4 separate regions of the Homo sapiens genome follow, and all the other regions are linked to region 4. Evidence: chromatin loops called from intact Hi-C (ENCODE). Cell type or tissue: heart right ventricle. All regions are shown on one strand.

Region 1 (5,000 bases), 91 kb before region 4:
GCCAGGTGTGGTGGCTCATGCCTGTAATCCCAGAACTTTGGGAGGCTGAGGTGGGTGGATCATTTGAGGCCAGGAATTCGAGACCAGCCTGGCCAACACAGTGACACCACTTCTCTATTGAAAATACAAAAATCAGCCGATGTGGTTGCGCGCCTGTAGTCAGTTACTCAGTAACGGAGGGAGGAGAGTCGCTTGAACCCTGAACCCGGGAGGCAGAGGTAGCAGTGAGTCGAGATTGTGCCACTGTGGTCCAGCCTGGGCAACAGAGCTAGACTCTGTCTCAAAACAAAAGAAGAAAAAATAAAGGTTTTAAAAAATTATTACTATAATTATTTAAATACTAAATATAAGATATAGAGCTTCGTATTCATTACTTCTCCATCCCAGCTTGACTAACCCATTCATCCAATCTCCTCTAGCTCAATCTCGCATTCATTCCTTCTTTGCAAAATTCGGTTTCTCTCTCCACTCTAATATTAATGATACTCTGTTTTATAAGAAGACCATTTCAAAGCTTATGCAATCTGATCATCTTGTACATTTTAATTACATGTAGAACATACATAATTGGACTGAATATAATCACTAGAGCATTGTGGTGAGGAGTGAGGGGAAGACCAAAATGAATTCCTTAACGAGCTTTGTGTTCGAGGCTTTTCACTCTCACTGTTTAGAGGCTCTGTAATGAGCCCAGTTAGAAATAGTCCAGTAAGGAGGAGGGATGACCTGCCAGTCTGTGTTGTTTTCAATCACATTAAGGCCCTCAAAGTAATTTTTTTTTTCCATGACCACTGAGAATAACAAGAGTTGACAATGGGGAAAAGGTGGGGAAGGAAATAAGTAGGAAATTGTGACAAATGGACATGAGAGCCAAGCTCCATTTTAAAGGTCAACAGATCCATTTAGATATTATGATAGCTTGTCAGCTTCTAACACACTATAAGCTTTTAGTATTTCTATGATATTAACTGGGGTTTTAAAGGGCCTTCCCAGTCAGTTTTTATATTTTTTTAGGTAAAAATAGAGGCACAAGGGACATGCAATATTGTGTCAAATAAAGTCTGACCTGCTTCCTGATCCTGACAACAGTCCACTTCACAGTTAAAATCCCTCATTAACAATAGTCCCTGAAGTTATAGCCGGCAATTTATGTGACTCTTAATTTAAATGAGGACGGCAGGCCTAATCCTCATGTTAAATTTAGGATTAGTTTTCTAGCTGGGCTTGCATATCTGTATTTTTAAAAGGTGATGCAATGGCCCACTCAAGTTCGTTATTTTACAGTAGTTTTAATTCCAAAACGGTGTTTATTGGTCTTTTAAAATTTTTTTCTTTTCTTTTCTTTTCTTTTTGGCAGGGGCGGGCAGGGTCTCACCCTGTCGCCCAGGCTGGAGTGCAGTGGCATGATCTCGGCTCACTGCAGCCTTTAACTCCTGGGCTCAAATGATCCTCCCACCTCAGCCTCCCCAGTAGCTAGGACTACAGGTGCATGACACCGTGCCTGGCCTGTTTATTGGTCTGTAATGGCTTATTGTTCAGGACAGATAACTTCTAATGGCACCTTGTATTTTTCTGCTATCTTTTTCTCAAACTCATACACTTATCCTCTTTCTCCCACAGTCCCTTTGAGGAAGGGTGCAAACTGGAATAAAATATATGGGGAAACTGAGACACAGAAAGGGGATGAGTTCGGCCGTAGAGTCACCTACACAGTGACTAACTTTACTAGCAGGTAATTGTATGTCCAAATATAACCTCCATCTAAACCCAAGACACTGAATCTTAGTGAGTCTTAGGATTTTCCCCCTCTCGTATTTACTGATTAGAAAGAAACTTGCCTACCTGAAAACATATTTTTCTGGGCAAATAGCAAGCGCTAAGGATGCTCTATTCATTCTCTTTGACAGGTAAACAGCGTGGAACCAGGATAGACATCCTGAGGGAGGAAACCAAATTTGCAGATAATTATTAAAAGCTCAGTGTTCCTCTAAGTCTGAGATTTTAAAATTACCAGGCTGTATTTGCACATGAATTCTCTAGACAAACCCTGGGTTCAAACCCTGGCTCTGTCACTTAGTAGCTACTTAACTTGTCCGAGCTCCTTAATCTCCCTCTGCCTTTTCCCTCATCTATAAAACGTGGATAATAGCAGCACCCGCTGCATCGGTTGTTAGATTAAATTCGCAAGTGGGTGTAACCCCTTTGGAACAGCGCCTATCAGTAAGTTCTATATATGTTGGTTATTATTAGTATATTATTTGCACAAATCTCGGAAGCACGACTGTTGCATAACATGATAAATATGGCATCAACTCTAAAACTAATGCCTTGTCATAATGCCCATTTCCTTTTCTGATAAGAACACTAACCTGCTGAATCAAGGAAATGCTATAAGACATGGTGTCCTTTTATTTTTATCAAGGCTTATTACGAAGTCTATTAGGATATTTTCATGGGCACAATGGAGAAATGTGAGCTGGAAGATATCAAGAGCACAGCTGTACAGAGGGAGGACCTCAGGCACATGCCAAATTTTGTCCCTGATCTGTACTATTCAACATCGTAATGACTCAGTAAACACTAAAAGAAACACCAACTAAATCTTCCGAGACACAGCCTTGGTTGGTTTGTTGATTAATATTAACACCATGCCTCAGCAAATAAAGAATTTTGTGTCTATATTCTTTTATAGGAAGGGTACATAGTTTTCACCTGACTCCCAAAGGTGTGTTTGACCCCCACCTCCTCAAAAAAAAAAAAAAAAAAAAAAGCTTAAGAACCATTAATAGATAGTATGATGCTCAGTTCTGGCCACTATATATTTTTTTTAATTTTAGAGATGGGATCTCACTATGTTGTCCAGGCTGGTCTTGAACTCCTGGGGTCAAGTGATCCTTCTGCCTCAGCCTCCCAAAGTACTGGAATTACAGGTGTGAACCACTGTGCCCAGCCCTGACCACTACTTTAAAAAGTTTTTTTTTGGAAACAGGGTCTCGCTCTGTCACAGTGGTGTGATCACGGCTCACTGCAGCCTCAAACTCCCAGGCTGAAGTGATCTGAAGTGATCCTCCCACTTCAGCCTCCCAAGTAGCTGAGACTACAGGCACACACCACCACACCCAGCTAATTTTTTAATTTTTTGTAGAGACAGAGTCTCGCCATGTTGTTCAGGCCAGGATTCCTGGGCTCAAGAAATCCTCCCACCCTGGCTTCCAAAAATGCTGGGATTATAGGTATGAGGCACTGCACTCAGTCTGACTACTATTTTTAAAGAAGAAATTGACAAAACAAGTGCCAAATATTGGAGCCTGGGGTGGCAAAAGGTTTGGAAATCACGTCCTATGAAAGTTGTTGAAGAAACCTGGGAAACATAGCGTGGATAAGATAATTTGCGTTGGGGACAAGATGACATTCTTCAACTATCCGAAGGACTTGTGTGTGTAAAATGGATGAGATTTATTCTGTATGGTTCCAACAGGCAGAAGGGTGAAAGTCACAAGGAGGCAGATTTCAGCTTTAATATAAGCAACAATTTGCTAATGATTAAAGCTTCCCTAAACTGGAATCGACTGTTGTGTGAGCCAATGAACTCCTTGCTACAGAAAATGTTCAAGCAGGAAGGAGCTGGATCATCAGTCAGCGATACCAAGGGCAATTTCCACATTGGACCTTAGGCTGGAATGAATGGCCTCTAAGGACACTTTCAACTCCAGGAGTCTGTCATTTCCTAATCCTTGTCTTTGTTAGACAGATTCCTTAGCACCCCTTCCCATCATCCCAAAATAAGAACAAAAAGTGTTTTTTATCTACCTTGTATTTTTTCAGTTACATTGAATGGAGCGTATAAAATAGTACCTTCCTGGAGAAAAAAAGTGACTTAAACGGAATCATAAAACAGGGTCTTAGAAGAAGCTTGAAAGGCACTTAGAGTTCAATCCAGTCCTATCTGGGGCCCACAACCACTTTTCAAAAATAGGTAAGGAAACTGTGGCTTAAGGAAACAGAGTTATTTGCTCAAGATCCTGACATTTACTGTATTGTAGTTCCATTTATTTGTTTATTTATTTACTTATTTCTTTGAGACAGAGTCTCTCTCTCTGGAGTGCAGTGGCGTGATCTTGGCTCACTGCAACCCCCGCCTCCCAGGTTCTGGTAATTCTCAAGCCTCGACCTCCCTAGTAGCTGGGACTCAGGAATGCGTCACCACATCCAGCTAATTTTTGTATTTTTAGTAGAGACAGGGTTTCACCATATTGGCCAGGCTGGTCTCAAACTCCTGGCCTCAAGTGATACACCTGCCTCAGCCTCCCAAAGTGCTGGGGTTACAGGCGTGAGCCACCGTGCCTGGCCCCTGTAATTCCACTTACAAAAGCATAAAAAGGAATAAAACACTTAGAAATAAGTTTAACAAAAGAAGTACAAAACTTGTACTCTAAACTTATTCTCAAAACTTATACTCTAAAAATTACAAAACTTGACAGATCTTGTAAACTCCCTAGTCTATTCTTTCCCCTTCTCACTACTGGACTAGACTAGTCTTAAAAAAAATTACAAAACATTGTGAAAAGAAGTTAAATGCCTAAATAAGTATTAATAAAAAGACATCTCATGTTCTGTTTAGAAGACTTAATATTGTTAAGATGGAAATACTTCCGAATTAAACTACAGATTCAGTGTGATCCCTATTAAAATTCCACTTGGCTTCTTTGCAAAAATTGACAAGCTAATACTAAAATTTGTGTAAAATTTCAAGAGAATCATCAACACAATTGCGAAAAAGAACAAAGTTAAAGCACACTTCTTGATTTCAAAACATTCTACAAAACTACAGTAATCAAGACAGTGTGGCATTAGGATAGAATAAATGTAGAGATCAATGAAATAGAATTGAGCATTCAGAAATAATTCCTCACATTTATGACAAATTAATTTTCAAGAAGCTTGGCCGGGCGTGGTGGCTTATGCCTGTAATCCCAGCACTTTGGGAGGCCAAGGCAGAC
Region 2 (5,000 bases), 56 kb before region 4:
CCTTTTTTTAAAGGTAAATGTTGATATGGATGTTTTGCCACAATAAGGAAGGAAGGAGGGAAGGAAGGACAGAAGGAGGAGAGGGAAGGAAGAAAGGAAGGAAGAAAGAAGAAAGGAAGGAACGAAAGAAGGAAGGAGGGAGAGAGGGAGGGAAGGAAGGAAAAAAGGAGGTAAGGAAGGAAAACAGTACTTAAAATACTCCAAAGGGACCTCTTCAGCAGCATCCAGGGCAACCTGTATCATCTTAATTGTATTAAGGCAATGTTTAAGGGCCTTTGGAAAAGGAAACAAGGTGGATTTATGAGCGGGACAGGTAATTGTGATGTGTGCATTACATAGGGCATTTCTAGCTTGGGCACCTGGTAGTCATAATGCCTTGAGAAAGTGGTTTCAGGTTGACAGTTGGCTGGGGTTACTCTGAAATCAAACCCCTACAAGGTTTAGCTTTCCTCTTGGTTTGTCTGTTTGGCTTCTCTTTCACTGTTGTGAGCCAAGGCCGAGGCCAGATCACCATCTGGCAGCCAAGGATGCAAGAGGGACTTGGATCCATGATCACAGCATGTCTTCAGCTCCTGTCCCAGGCTACTAGAGTCCACACACTGATCCACGCCCGTTGTCATCTTTGCTTTCTTGTTTTTGTTGTTGTTTTTGAGATGGAGTCTCTCTCTGTCTCCCAGGCTGGAGTACAGTGGCATGATCTCAGCTCACTGCAACCTCCACCCGCCAGGTTCAAGCGATTCTCCTCCCTCAGCCTTCCAAGTAGCTGGGATTACAGGCATGCACCACCACGCCTGGCTAATTTTTTTGTATTTTTAGTAGAGATGGGGTTTCACCATGTTGGCCAGGCTGGTCTTGAACTCCTGACCTCAAATGATTCATCCACCTCAGCCTCCCAAAGTGCTGGGATTTCAGGTGTCAGCCACTGTGCCTGGCCCGTCTTTGCTTTCCAAACTCTAGTCTTGGAGCACTTTGAGGCATTTTTCTCCAGAGGCGCTGAATGGGGTTTCAAGAATTGTTTTCTGGGTTCTTCCTGTTTAGCACCTGCTATTGTGATTACACTCACAACAAAGTCACAACAAATGGTTTTTCCTTCCAGTTTATTTTGGCCATGGCATGCAACTACCTTCAGTTAGTTCGCAGCCCTGAGTGAACCCAAGGGCTTGCTCCACGCTGTTTCTCATTCTTCCTCACTCAGAGTACCCCTGCAGGACCCAAGAAGTGCCTGTCCCCTCAGACACCACATATCAACGCTTGTCGCTTATGGCAGGCTCGCCTGCACTTGGCACTATTTCCCCTGAGAACTTCCTGCTTGTTCTTCTTCTTCTTTTTCATGGTTCTTCAAGGCTGTGTCTTTCTCTGGTTGCATACTTTGGGGAAAAATTGCCATCTCTCTTTCCAAGGCTTACAACTGGGCAAGATCTCAGATTTATTACCATTTTTGGAGAATTATATATCCATAAGCAAGTTTGAGAAAGGCTCTCTTAAAAATGTCCCCTTGCCAAAATTTAATTTTGAAGTCTGTCCTCATGAAGCGTTTTTAAAAATTGAGATTAAAAAACACATAACATTTACCATCTTAACCATTTTTAAGTGGCTCATGCCTGTAATCCCAGCACTTTAGGAGGCCGAGGCGGGCGAATCACCTGAGGTCAGGATTTCGAGACCAGCCTGGCCAACATGGTGAAACCCCATCTCTACTAAAAATACAACAATTAGCCGGGTGTGGTGGCAATCCCAGCTACTCGGGAGACTGAGGCAGGAGAATCGCTTGAACCAGTGAGCCGAGATCATGCCATTGCACTCCAGCCTTAGGGACAAGAGCAAGACTTCGTCTCAAAAAACAAAAAACAAACAAACAAAAAAAGAATCTTAGTGGTAGCAAAACTGAAAATTGCTTGGGATTCCCACTCCCTCTTCCTCTTTGCAGCCATCCCATTCTATTTCACCTTCCTCCTACGCATTTTTCAAGCTCCAGCCTCCTACTGACCAATTGCTAGGAACTGTCAAAGTAGGCACATTTCAAATGCAAATACAGTGCATTCTCTGAACATAACACAGGAATGGAAACCTGTAAACAACACAGGAATGGAAACCTGTAAACCTCATGGTAAGAAAATAGTCCCTCCCATCCCCTTTACACGGAGCCATCACATGTCCCAGAGGAAGGAAACTGTACCTGCAGGAGTGTAACAGAATCGTCAAGAGCACACGGAATCGGTCTTGATTCTGTGACAGAGTGAATGAAGACTGTGATGACATATATAAAAATCACACATTTTCCAAGCTAGAACTTAAAAAAAAAAAGGTTAGAGCATCTTCGTATACTTAACTGACAATCATCTTTAATTACTGTGACTAAATGAGAGTCCTGCCACTATCCCATCTGTGTGAGCTGAACCTCTTCCCAGACGTGTTAGTCCTGCTACGCTTACGCTGTGGGCTGGAGGATTCCGAAGAGTTTACCCCACCCAAACCTGTGAAGATGGCGTTCTATCAAATAGGTATGGTCTGAGTTCCAGGCCATTTATTTGTATTCTTCTTCTTATTATTATTATTTTAGAGACCTGGTCTCGTTCTATTGCCCAGGCTGGAGGGCAAAGGCATGATTATAGCTCACTTGCAGCCTTGATCTCCTGGGCTCCAGTGATCCTCCTGCCTCAGCCTCCCATGTAGCTGGGACTACAGGCATGCACCACCACACCTGGCTAATTTATTTTATTTTTTGTAGAGAAAGGGGGTCTCACTATGTCACTCAGGCTGGTTTTGAACTCTTGGCCTCAAGCGATCCTCCCACCTCGGCCTCTCAAAGCGCTGGGATTACAGGATGTGCCACCACGCCCGACTATTTGCATTCTTAGTGTGTGCATGGTTCAAGGTTGTATTGGATACTAGATTCCTCCCCTGGCTTCCCAGCATAACAGTATATCTTTGAAAAGTGGCCGTGCTTCTGAGAATACTCAGAATGCAAGGAGAGGAGCGGGAACTGATCCCCAAGTTCAGAGCCCCATCTTTAGTTGCTGTGCCAACAATGGAAGTATTATTCTCATCCCTCCCTTAGCAGGACCCATTGTTCTCTGGTTACAACAGAAGTGAGATAAACAGCAGCTGCAAGGACCCGACCCTTCCTCCCTCCAGGCCCAGGCACTGAACGTGAGAAGCCTGGCATTATTACCACACAGGCTTCTGACAGTTCTTGAAGGACAGAGTTGATGAGGATGGGGGCATGAGATTCACTTTTTACAGACAAAATGTCGTCTGTAAGGATAACAGGAGAAGGCGGAGACGTTGCAACAACTCTTTTCCCTAACCATTTCCTGTATTCTGGCATATCAAATAACTAGAGAAACAACATGATATGTGACATAGTGAGACCCCATTCTGTAAAAAAATAAAATAAAATTTTTATATTATATATATGTGTTTGCATTTGCCAAGCCTTTGAGTCAATTTTCAGGTTTTTTCCATTTTTTTCTTGTCTTGATTTTTGTGGTTCTTCCATGTGCCTTGAGCCTTCAGATTCCCTACGATATACAGCCGATTCTCATTTTCCATAAGGTTACTGTGAATACTGAAACATTGCTCCTAGGGGCAACACAGGGTGAGGTTCCTGTGAGCCTCCGATCACATTTTTCTTTTTTTTATTTTTATTTTTTGAGACGGAGTCTCGCTCTGTTGCCCAGGCTGCAGTGCAGTGGCGCGATCTCGGCTCACTGCGACCTCCGCCTCCCGGGTTCACGCCATTCTCCTGCCTCAGCCTCCCGAGTAGCTGGGACTACAGGTGCCCACCACCAAGCCCGGCTAATTTTTGTATTTTTAGTAGAGACAGGGTTTCACCGTGTTAGCCAGGATGGTCTCGATCTCCAGACCTCGTGATCTGCCTGCCTCAGCCTCCCAAAGTGCTGGGATTACAGGCGTGAGCCACTGTGCCCGGCCTCTGATCACATTTTTCATCAACCAATCAATTATGTGTGTTTGTGTTTAAAGATACTTATTATATATTGTTGATTCATTAACATTAGATCTATGGCCAACAGCACTGTCACTCACGCCTGAATGAAGCTCATTTAACACACATATTTTCTCCGTAAGGCATATTACAGCTTTCTTGCACTTAGGAACAGTAGACAGCACTTCAGCACTATGCTTGGGGACTATTTTTTAAAGAGCAAAATCACCAAAAAAAGCACAAAAATGTCAAAACATAACATTACATGTACTGCAAATAGGAAGGACACCGCATTACCGTGGAGAGCTAAAACAAGAAGGCAGGGCCTGGCTTTGTTTGACTGCGGCAGGAATGTGCATCACCTTGGTTTGAGTGACTCAAACTTTTCACTTCTCTGCACATGTCTGTGAACGACTGAAGGTACTGCAAGGATGGATTTGGGGGTTCCAAATAAATTTCAGAGAGTAGCAAATTCCCAATATGAAATCCAGGAATAACGAGGATTGATTGTAACCATGCACATTCAAGAATGAAAATATTTTGTGGGTGAAATCTTGCAGTGGAATCAGAAGTCAAGAACACATGTTTCTATCAACTCTCAGAACATGGGGAACTCTATTCTAAGGGCACTTGGGGATCTGTTGGCCTTCCCATACAAGAGTGACACTGTCACGTTCCCTGACTCCACTGCCAGTAGGACATGAACTGGGAAGTGCGTTTTCCATTCCTGGAGACTATTAGCTCTAAGGTAGTTAATCTCAAGGTGTGGTTCTGGATGGACTGACACCTTCTTAGAAATGTAAAGTGTCTGGTTCCACTCCGGACCTACAGGACCAGAAACTCAGAGGTGGGGTCTTCTGTGTTTTAAAAGGCCAGGAGATTCTGCTTCGTGCTCAAGTTAGAGAACAGTGCTCTAAGCCACCCAACTCATCCGGCCCCTCTAGTGGCTAACGGCCTGTAGGATGCCTGATTGATTTTCCTTTGGTGTGGAAAGAGCCAGGCCTTGACAGATGAATCCCACTTCTGCCTTTTATAATGGAGAGAACTTGTTACT
Region 3 (5,000 bases), 100 kb before region 4:
TTTCATTCGTTTGCTATTGGTAATGGTAAATAATCTCATTATGGCAAATGGAATTAAGAGTGTTTTTCTAACCGTAAACCTAATGTAAGCAAGGGAAGAAATGGCTGTAAAATACATTTTTATTGTACTTTTGAGTAAAATAAAACTTACCCAATTGTTGCTTCACTAGGAAAAATAGTCTGATTTTAAACATAAGGCAGCTAATTACAAATTGGCAAGTTAAAAGAAGATCAGTAAATCACAATGTTCCCTTTTGGCACCATGAAAAAATTAGGATATTTTTGTGTGAGTGGTTGTTAAAGGATTTTATTATTGCCTGTTCCTGTTTACTGAGCCCTGAAACTTTGGCCACACTGCATTGGACACAAGTCCCTTGATAATCACCATGCCCTATCAACATGTCTTTTCAACCAGGAACAACTAAATTCATTGTAAGTAATTTAATTAACTGTTGACTTAAAACCACACTTGCCTAGGAGACAGCTTTTCCCACTTGTGTAATATTAGCTTTACAATGAAAACAGATACAATTTTAAGTTGAATATAATCTTATTATGTACAATGATTAGATTTAAAGGTTATATTATTTAGTGTGCGTATTTTACTAACAAACACTTTTTTGCTCAGTTTTTGTTTTGTTTTGTTTTGTTTTGAGAGAGGCTCACTCTGTCGCCCAGGCTGCAGTACAGTGGCTTGATCCCAGCTCACTCAGTTCTTTTTAATGCTTACCAACCTACCTCCAAGTAAATGGTATTTTCTGTTACTCATTACTATAATTCCTAATAGTACTTTTCCTTTCTCTGTCACTTCAATTATCCAGTAAAGAATCAACCTCTCTATGTTCCATATAAAACATCAAGTGACTGTAAACAGAGATAACAAAGAACCCAGGATACAATGAATGCACTAAGCTCAGAGGTTTGACTTCCTTACATTTGGTTCCACAAGAAGAATACAAGTATGTTATTCTGTCTCACCATGTCTCTATTCTCTCTAGTTCTTGTTCATGTTCTCACATTGATTGATTCATGTTTCTTTCTATTCCCTTCCATTCACATTTTTTTGTTTACATGGTTTCTGCCATTGGTAACTAGCTAGCAATGAAAGTCAGAGACACCTTTGATTTAGACAGTGGCTGAAATATCCTAAACACACAAAATCTACCTTACTTTGAATGTGGCAAAATATTGATACATAAAGTTGCTTCTTGAAGTGTAGGGGAAAAATTGTCCCACCTTAAGAGCATTTCTCTTTTTTTTTTTTTGTCTCCTTTCCCTCATTTTCCCATGCTCCTTTGTCTTGCCTATGGGTAATTTTTATTTTACCTCTTTGTCGTCTGGAACCCTGTCATCTGGAAGTAGGAAGTGAGAATCAGGCAGATAAACAATGAAGAATAGTTTTTTAAGAACTTTATATTATAAATGAAATAAAGGGGGTGGGATTTTCCCTATATCAAAGTATATTATAAAACCATAAAATTAAATCTATATGGTATTGAGATAAGCATAGGCAATGGAACAGAAGAGAGAGTACAGAAACAGTCTCATGTATGTATGGGAATTTCATATAGAAAATGGCATTTGAAGTCAGTAGGGCAAAATAATAAACAGTGCTTGGACAATTAGTTATTCATTTGAAAAATAAATGAGGTCAGTGTTTACTTCAGACTGTTCACAAAATTAATTTCCACATAAATTGAAGAACCAAACTTTTAAAAAATATCTCTAAATAATTTTTTAAATGTAGGAGAACATAGGGTACTAAAGGGCTTCAAAGAGCAATCCAAGAGCCACAAAGGAAAATATTTGACAATATCAAAATTGATAATCTATTCAACAAAACACAAGTGACAAACTGCCAGAAAAACTCTGGAGACTGTATAACAAAAGATTAATATCCAAAAGATATGGGGGGAAAAAAACCCTCTTAAATCACTGAGAAAAAGGCAAACCACTGTATAGAAAAGGAGGATATGAAAAGATAATTTACAAAGCAGTAAATGCCATGGTGGCTTACACCTGTAATCCCAGCACTTTGGGAGCCTAAGTGGGAGGATCACTTGAGGTCAGGAGCTCGAGACCAGCCTGGCCAACATGGTGAAACCCCGTCTTTACTAAAAATACAAAAATTAGCCGGGCATGGTGGTGCGCGCCTATAGTCCCAGCTACCCGGGAGGCTGAGGCACGAGAATCGCTTCAACTCAGGAGGTGGAAGTTGCAGTGAGCCGAGATTGAACCATTGCACTGCAGCCTGGGCAACAAAGCGAGACTGTGTCTCAGAAAAAAAAATAAAATAAAATAAAGCAGTAAATGCAAATAACAAAAATAGACATGAAAAAGATGCTGAAACTCAGTAACTAGCAAAATGCAGATTAAAATATAATATTTTCTCTCATAAAATTGAAAAATTATCTTTTTTTGAGACAGAGTCTCATTCTGTTGTCCAGGCTGGAGTGCAGTGGTGCAATCACAGCTCACTGTAGCCTCATACTTCTAGGCTCAAGCCTGCCGAGTAGCTGGGACCACAGGTGTGCACCACCATGTCCAGCTAATTTTTAAATTTTTTGTAGAGATGAAGTCTCACTATGTTACCTTGGCTGGTCTGAACTCCCTGGACTTAAGCAGTTCTCCTATTTCAGCCTCCCAACGTGCTAGGATTGCAGGCGTGAACCACCACGCCTGGTCTAAATTGAGCAAAAAAAAAAAAAAAAAAAAATTTTTTTTTTTTTTTTTTAGTGTCCCCATCATGGCAATTTGCAAAATTTTTAGGGATTCATAATATCAAGTGTTGGCGAGGATGTGGAGAAACGTGCTGTTAATGATACGGTAAATTGGTACAAGCTTTTTTGAGGGCAATTTGTTAGCAATTATTAAAACGTACAATGTGCATCGTCTTTTTCTTTCTTTTTGGTACCTACCTTGGAAAAATACTTGCACGTGTTTCCTAAGAAATATCTATAAGAGGGTGGGTGCTCACGCCTGTAATCCCAACACTTTGGGAGGCCGAGGCGGGTGGATCACAAGGTCAGGAGTTCGAGACCAGTCTGGCCAACATGGTGAAACCCCGTCTCTACTAAAAATACAAAAAATTAGCCGGGTGTGGTGGTGTGTGCCTGTAACCTCAGCTACTCGGGAGGCTAAGGCAGGAGGATCACGTGAACCGGGAGGTGGAGGTTGCAATGAGCCGAGATTGTGCCACTACACTCCAGCCCAGGCAACAGTGCAAGACTCCATCTCAAAAAAAAAAAAAAAGGAAAGAAATATCTATAAGAATATTCACTATAGCCAGGTGCAGTGGTGTGTGCTTGTAGTCCTAGCTACTTGGGAGGTTGAGGTGGGAGGATTACTTGAGCCCAGGAGGTCGAGGCTGCAGTGAGCTATGATCACGCCACTGCACTCCAATCTGAGTGACAGAGCAAGACCCTGTCTCTAAAAAACAAAAACAAAACATAAAACCTTTCACTATGGCTTTATTTGTAACAAAAAATCCAAATGATCTGCATGTTCATCAATAAGAAAATAGCTAAACTATGGTATTTCCAGTTTGGGGTACACCATGCAACAGTAGGAAAAAAGGAGGGAAATATGTATGTGGTGCCATAACTATTAAGTGAAAGGCTCAAGTTTCAGAATAATATGCACTATATCACATCTTGTATTTTTTTAAAAAATTCTGTTTCTGTGTGTATTTAAAGGCATGCAGAAAAAGTCTAGGTAGTACACACCAAAATGAAAAGGAGAATTACTTCTGGGGAATACTCAGATCTTTTTTGTTGTTTCTTTTTTGAGACGGAGTCTCACTCTGTCGCCCAGGCTGGAGTGCAGTGGTGCAATCTTGGCTCACTGCAACCTCTGCCTCCCGGGTTCAAGTGATTCTCCTGCCTCAGCCTCCCAAGAAGCTGGGACTCCAGGCACACGCCACCATGCCCGGCTTATTTTTCTTTTTAGTAGTGGTGGGGTTTCACCATGTTGGCCAGCCGTGAGCCACGGTGCCCAGCTGAATACTCATCTCTTTATTTTGTGAATTTCTTAACACATTGTCACTCGTTGCAGATAATTTGAACGTTACAGAATAAAGTATGGAAGAAAGTGAAAATTACCAGAAAATCTACCCAGCCATAGATAGCAACCTTTAATATGTAGGCGTATTTCTTTCCAGACAGATAAAAATTTTATAATTATGTCGTAAGCTTTTCCAGTGTATTACATACTCTCTGGAAACATCGTTCTTTAATAGCTGCACAGTATGTCACCATAAGACATTACCAAGTATAAGTTTTTCACATTATCTGGAAAGAACATAGGGGGAAATATTTAAAATGTCCCAGGCTTTAACATGCTCTCACAGGAAAAGATTTATCAGAATCACCTAGGAAGCTTTTACAAAATACACCTGTTGGACTGTTTCACCACTACTCCTCATCCAACCTAGATATATTTTTTGGTGAGAGAATTCATTGCAAGCAGACCTGCATTGCAATAATTTTTTTAAAGGAAAGTATTAGTATATTAGTAAAAGGAGTAGTAAATTAGGATTTAAACAAGGAATGAAAATACCAGAAAAAAAATATGTTGGAAAATATAAAAGCCCAGAAAATAAAAAAGAAAATAAATAAAAGAAAACATAAAAGGCACTTTATTAGTCATGTTAAAAGGTAAATGATGGTTTCAAGCAAACGTAAAAACAAGGTATAATATGCATTATAATATATGAAGAAGTAAGCGGGACATGGAGGCTCATGCCTGTAATCCTAACACTTTGGGAGGCCGAGGTGTGAGCATCACTTGATGCCAGGAGTTTAAGACCAGCCTGGGCAACATAGTGAGACCCTGTCTCTAAAAAACAAAAAATATTTTTAAAGTAAATAAAATTTTAAAAAAATAATATATATAGAAGTAAATGTATAATGGTTATAGCATAAGGGACAGGAGGAGGAAATGGAAGAATAATGTTATTAGGGTCTTATACTATATATGAAATGTCATAATATTATTTGAAGG
Region 4 (5,000 bases):
GACTAGTGCAAGAGTATTCTAGTGCCGAAAACAGTGTGAACAAAAAGCTGGAGGCAGGAAAACACAGGGCATATCTGGGGAAGGATGAGTAGATAGATTTGTTTAGACTCTAAGGTGAAAGGAAGAGAAAAGTGAGAAATAGGATTGTAATGGTAGGTTGGAATCAGATCATGATGGACCCTGAAGGCCAAATTTGGTTTATTAGACTAATAGGCCTTCCAGGTCCTGTGCAGAAGTCCAACTCTGATGGGAGTATGGGGTGCTTAGATTTGCAGGTGACAGCCAAATGTTTTATTCCTTGTCCAGGCCTTTCCTGGACCTCTATCTGAGAGCCCAGGTGCCTCTGCAGAGCAAAGAACACTCATGAACACGACCATTCATTCGGTCAGTTCATCCCCGATGAACGGGTCTAGCCCTTGTTTTAAAGAGGAAAAAATCAAGGTCCAGAGACGTGTGATGTTTAACTGGGCCTTAGAATCTTCATGGCATTGGGTATCTAATGAACAACAGACAGACTACTCAATAAATATGTGTTTGTTAGGCCGGGCGCAGTGGCTCACGCCTGTAATCCCCACACTTTGGGAGGCCAAGGCAGGCGGATCATCTGAGGTCAGGAGTTTGTGACCAGCTTGGCCAACATGGTGAAACCCTGTCTCTACTAAAAATACAAACAAAAATTAGCCAGGTGTGGTGGCGGGTGCATATAGTCCCAGCTACTTGGGAGGCTGAGGCTGGAGAATCGCTTGAACTCAGGAGGCGGAGGTTGCAGTGAGCCGAGGATCACACCATTGCACTCCAGCCTGGGTGACAAGAGTGAAATTCCATCCAAAAAAAAATGTATTTGTTGACTAATTGATGTATCCAATTTGCCATGCACCGTGAAAGGGTCTTTCAAACACATGATGCAAATGAATCCTCCCAACTACCCAGTGGTCATTACTACACCATTAATGGATGCAGAAGTGAAGCTCAGGAAGGTCAAAGACAAGACCACAGAGCCTGGAAGCGGCAGGGCAGGACTGAAACCTAGGTTTTCTTTTTGCTATACTCGAACTCAGTGGTTTTCAAATGTGGTCCCTGGAACAGCAGCACCCCATCACTTGTTAGAAATGCAAATCCTTAGACCCACCAAATCAGAAACCCTGGAGATGAGGGTTTCTGCAATCTGTATTTTCACAAGTCCCCTGGTGATCCCGATGCATACTAAGGTCTTACTTAAATCCGTTAAGTGACTGATGTATGGGAGAAATGGAGACTTCAAGACTGGCTCCTTTCTCCCAGGTAGTCCTGTAGCACCTGCACTAGACCTGGAGTAAGCAACGCACCCAGAGTCACGCAGAGATGTCAGCAGATCAAGGGGCCCAGGTTGGAGCAGGTGCCAGGGAGGAGGAGCTGCCAGTCACTTTCTAAGAAGACAAAGGTTCTAAGCCTCTCAAGTCCAAACTTCTTGTTTCAGTGTGGGGCACCACCACACTGTCAGTGCAGGGCACCACCACACTGTCAGTGCTACTATGTGCATGCCACATACTTGTGGGATTTACAGCCACTATGATGAGAGGTGCTTTGGGATTACTCCAACCTAGGAAAGAGACGTGTTTGACAGGCCCACCCCCACTAGAAAGATTAAGCATAATGAAGGGCTCGGGTGAAGATGAATGTCTGTCTCCTGTCACCCAGCCTTGCGTCTCAGGAGAGGGAAGAGAGCTACTGAAGGCAAGAGTGGGCTTTCCCACGGGGCACCTGGGCACAGACACCTGAGGGATGGGGGAATATGCCTTCTGCAGGGGTGGAAGAGAAGGAACAGAGGGGCCTGGCACCCCTGAACAGTTTGAGGGCCTTGGGAACAGGGGTAGGGAGGGCAGGGGGCAATGTGGAAGTCAGGTGGGAGAGAGTGCCAGCCCAAAGTCTGCAGCATCACCTCCAAGCTTCTGTGAAAGAGCTCCCAGTATCCTGGAACAGCGAGTCTCTGAGCTAGAAGTTGACCAGGCTCCACGCCAGGAGAATGGAAAACCCCTGCGCCTCTCCAGAGGTGAACTCCCTGTTTCCACAACCCTTGTCCAGGGAAGCAGGTTTGTTTACCCTCAGGTTTGAGGGGTCAGGCTTTGGTCATTTTGTTTTGTGTGCTTGTCTTGTGCCTCGGGTGTGGAGTCCAGAGACCAATTGTCTGCCCGGATACACATTTTCAGTCCTAATCTGTACACAGCCTCACTCACACAACCAGGACCTTTCCTCTTCAGCTGCAGTTTCCTAGAAATGTGACCGCCCAGTGTTATGATTCAAACAGGGCTCCGTCCCAAGGGATAGTGGGGCAGGGTGGGGTTGGTAGCATTGGATCTTTAATGCCGCACCCTTCCTCTGTCCCTCTTTTTCTCTGGCTTTCACGGTGATCTACGTAATTTAATGCTCACCCACATTCCTTGTTGTGAACTGCCTTCACTAGGGTTGGGAAGGGGAGCAGGAATCTTGCAAAGCCCATGACCTAACCCGGTTGCTGCAAAGGAGTCTCTGTAAATGGGATCCTGGGCTGCTCCAGGCACTCACGGGCAGTGCCCTCCTGCCCCACAGAGCTTCCCTGCAGAGCTCTGTGCTTTCAGGCCCTCAAGGGGCAGTCCAAGAGGTGGACGCTCCTGTAAAAGCTGAGATTTCGCTTCACTGCGTAGGAGAAAAAAATATCCTGGGGGCTATGGAGTAGCCTGAAGAGGAGGCAGGTAGGATGGAGGGGAGCACAGGGTAGACAAGGCTTATCCTCAAGTTGCCACTAGTGTCCTCAAGGTCCAAGAAATCAGTACTGCCTGTGCTGTTTCCAGAATGCTAGTCACAGTAGTAGTGGCTGGCAGCGGGCTGTCCCTGTGAGATTGTGTGAGAGAATTAGGAAAAGAGAGAAACCCTGTTATTTTGTTTTCCATTCTCCATGTGACCTGCAGTATTTTTCCTCCTCCCATAAGAAGTCAGCTTCCTCCCTCGCCATCCCGATGTGACCTACTTATCTGCTCCCTTGAAAGGGAGGTACTCTGGAAGACATCCCAGTCGGGGGCGGTTCTGAGTCTCAGAAACAAGCTCTTTAATAAGGAAAATCCAGAAGCTATAAAACTGGGGGGCAAGGTATGAGGGAGGCTGGAAAACGTTGGAGAAGAAGGTAAATGGAGGCTAGTGGCGCCACAGCAGAGTATTCGGTGGTGTGCCATCAGCCCTCACAGCTGACTCATGCCATGACTAAGGGAAATTGGTCGTGGAGCCATCAAAGAGGGCAAATGTCAACTGCTGGAGAGAGTGCATGGACAGAAGTGCAAGCAAAATAAAGTCCAGCTCTTCCAGGTTGACCACTTTGTGCCCCTACTTCACAGAGCTGTGATCTAATCTCTGAGCCCTTTTCCTTATCTGCAAAATGAGGATAATAATTTTTATCTCAGAAGATTGATGAAAATACTAAATAATTTATTCTACCCTCTGTTACTTCCTAGAGAAAACTTAAGCAGATTTCAGAACAAAGGCACATAAATGATAACGGCTACCATTTATTTCTAAGTACCCACTCCATAAGAAGTCCTACATACATAGTTTTCTCACTTAATTCTGTGAGGAATCGATTATGCTCGTGTTACCAGTAAGGAATCCAAGGCCCAGAGAAGTTAAATCACTTGTGCAAAGTCACATAGCTAGCAAGCAGCAGAACTGAGGCCCGTACCCATGTCTGTCTGGCTCAAGGCATATACTGATTGACTGTAACATCATTTGCCTTCAAGGATTTGCCAAAAACCCTTGTCCCCAGATCTTAAGTAAATTTAGAATGCTGAGTCAGATTGGGGATGCAGGAATCAAAGAATAATTGGGTTATATAATGCTATGATTTTATGCTAATCTTGGCACTAAAGAGAGATTGTCTCGCAGTCTGGAAGACTGTAACTGCCTATCTGGTCTCTAGCCACTGGGCCTCCAGTCTGGCCTCCCTCCAATCCATTCTCCTCACTGTAGCCACAGAGAACATTCTCCTGCTTCTCTCAGTGGTTCCCAGCTGCCCTCAGGATTATATCCAAACCCACTGGGGCCAGGGCTTGGCCTGTTCTTAGTAGGCCCTACCCCGTTTTTAAAATCAAATGCATTAAAATATACCCGTATCGCTTACTAAATATGAATTCTATCATGTAAAATTTTTGAAACAATTCGTGATTTGAATTTTGGAATTATTAATTTAAAAGTTCACTTTTCCTATGTAGGTGTCAATAAATTTTTTTCAGGTCTCAAATACTTGGGACCTTCAGGAAGCCCATAGCCCCAAGTACTGTGCTTATAACGTCTAACGGTGAAACAGCCCCGTGTGCAGGCCCCGTCCCCCTGCCCTGTATGCCAGGCTTTCTGTAAATCCTTTTTCCTCTGCCTAGAACTTTGTTTCTGCACTGTACACTGCCCACACTATTCTCCCCTCCCTCCTTGCCCTGCAGTCTATTTATTTTGATGTAAGTTCATATATGCTTAACCTCTGTTTCCTCATCTGTAAAATGGGAATAGCAGTAGTATTTCATAGGATTATTAAGAAGATCGAGTTAGTTAATACACCAAAGCCTTTCTATACAAAGTATCCTGGGAGCTTGTTGGAAATGCAGAATCTCAGGCCGCACCCCAGAGGTACTGAATGAGAAACTGCATTTTACCAAGATCCGCTGCGATTCAGGCCCACATTTAGGTTTGAGGAACACTGCACTCACACACTGAGAACAATGTCTGTTACATAATAAGCACTCGATAAATGATGGCCAGTATTAAGGTGACGAAAGGTCAGGTTTTTACAGTTGTTTCCGGTTTTCCTTCTTGCCTTACTTTAACTTGCAGACTCTAGTTCAGTGGTACTCAATGGTGTTCCTGGGAAACTCTGGCCCCCTGGGAGCCGGCCCGTGGCACTTCCGCTAATGCTGAGGCAGCAATGAAGACCATGGTTCCTGCGCTCAGGTACCTTCACTCCATCTGCAGAGGGAGACAGACAAGGAAATGGGCAATTGCAATAG

Evidence for each region. Hi-C counts contacts between places; a loop is a spot of excess contacts. Peaks named below come from ENCODE experiments on the same cell type or tissue, not always from the same donor. Only the 100,000 strongest peaks of a DNase experiment are listed, where the experiment ranks them.
Region 1: it touches region 4 in a loop (2.4-fold over the local background); 6 of 110 quality-filtered maps call a loop at or near these places.
Region 2: a loop joins it to region 4, with 2.5 times the contacts of the local background. A loop is called at or near these places in 8 of 110 quality-filtered maps.
Region 3: a loop joins it to region 4, with 7 times the contacts of the local background. A loop is called at or near these places in 74 of 110 quality-filtered maps.

The regions. Positions count from the first base shown.
Region 1 is chr12:734,716-739,715 of GRCh38, reverse strand. No RefSeq gene overlaps it. Among named protein-coding and RNA genes, the nearest start is that of WNK1, 15 kb to the left of the region's middle. In heart right ventricle, no CTCF peak of the experiment used is centred here; no DNase peak of the experiment used is centred here; H3K27ac peaks cover 2,558 bases.
Region 2 is chr12:700,175-705,174 of GRCh38, reverse strand. The region is part of intron 1 of LINC02455 (long intergenic non-protein coding RNA 2455); the gene reads left to right. The region is part of intron 1 of LOC101929432 (a long non-coding RNA gene); the gene reads right to left. Among named protein-coding and RNA genes, the nearest start is that of LINC02455, 14 kb to the left of the region's middle. In heart right ventricle, no CTCF peak of the experiment used is centred here; no DNase peak of the experiment used is centred here; H3K27ac peaks cover 870 bases.
Region 3 is chr12:745,928-750,927 of GRCh38, reverse strand. No RefSeq gene overlaps it. Among named protein-coding and RNA genes, the nearest start is that of WNK1, 4.2 kb to the left of the region's middle. In heart right ventricle, no CTCF peak of the experiment used is centred here; no DNase peak of the experiment used is centred here; H3K4me3 peaks cover 380 bases; H3K27ac peaks cover 1,043 bases.
Region 4 is chr12:643,918-648,917 of GRCh38, reverse strand. The region is part of intron 1 of NINJ2 (ninjurin 2); the gene reads left to right. NINJ2-AS1 (NINJ2 antisense RNA 1) reads right to left here. Exons shown (of 5, transcript NR_122124.1): 5 at 3,040-4,959. Among named protein-coding and RNA genes, the nearest start is that of NINJ2-AS1, 16 kb to the right of the region's middle. RefSeq lists enhancers at 2,041-2,335, 2,354-3,553. In heart right ventricle, no CTCF peak of the experiment used is centred here; DNase peaks (open chromatin) are centred at 2,017, 2,277, 3,027 and 4,934; H3K4me3 peaks cover 1,879 bases; H3K27ac peaks cover 4,863 bases.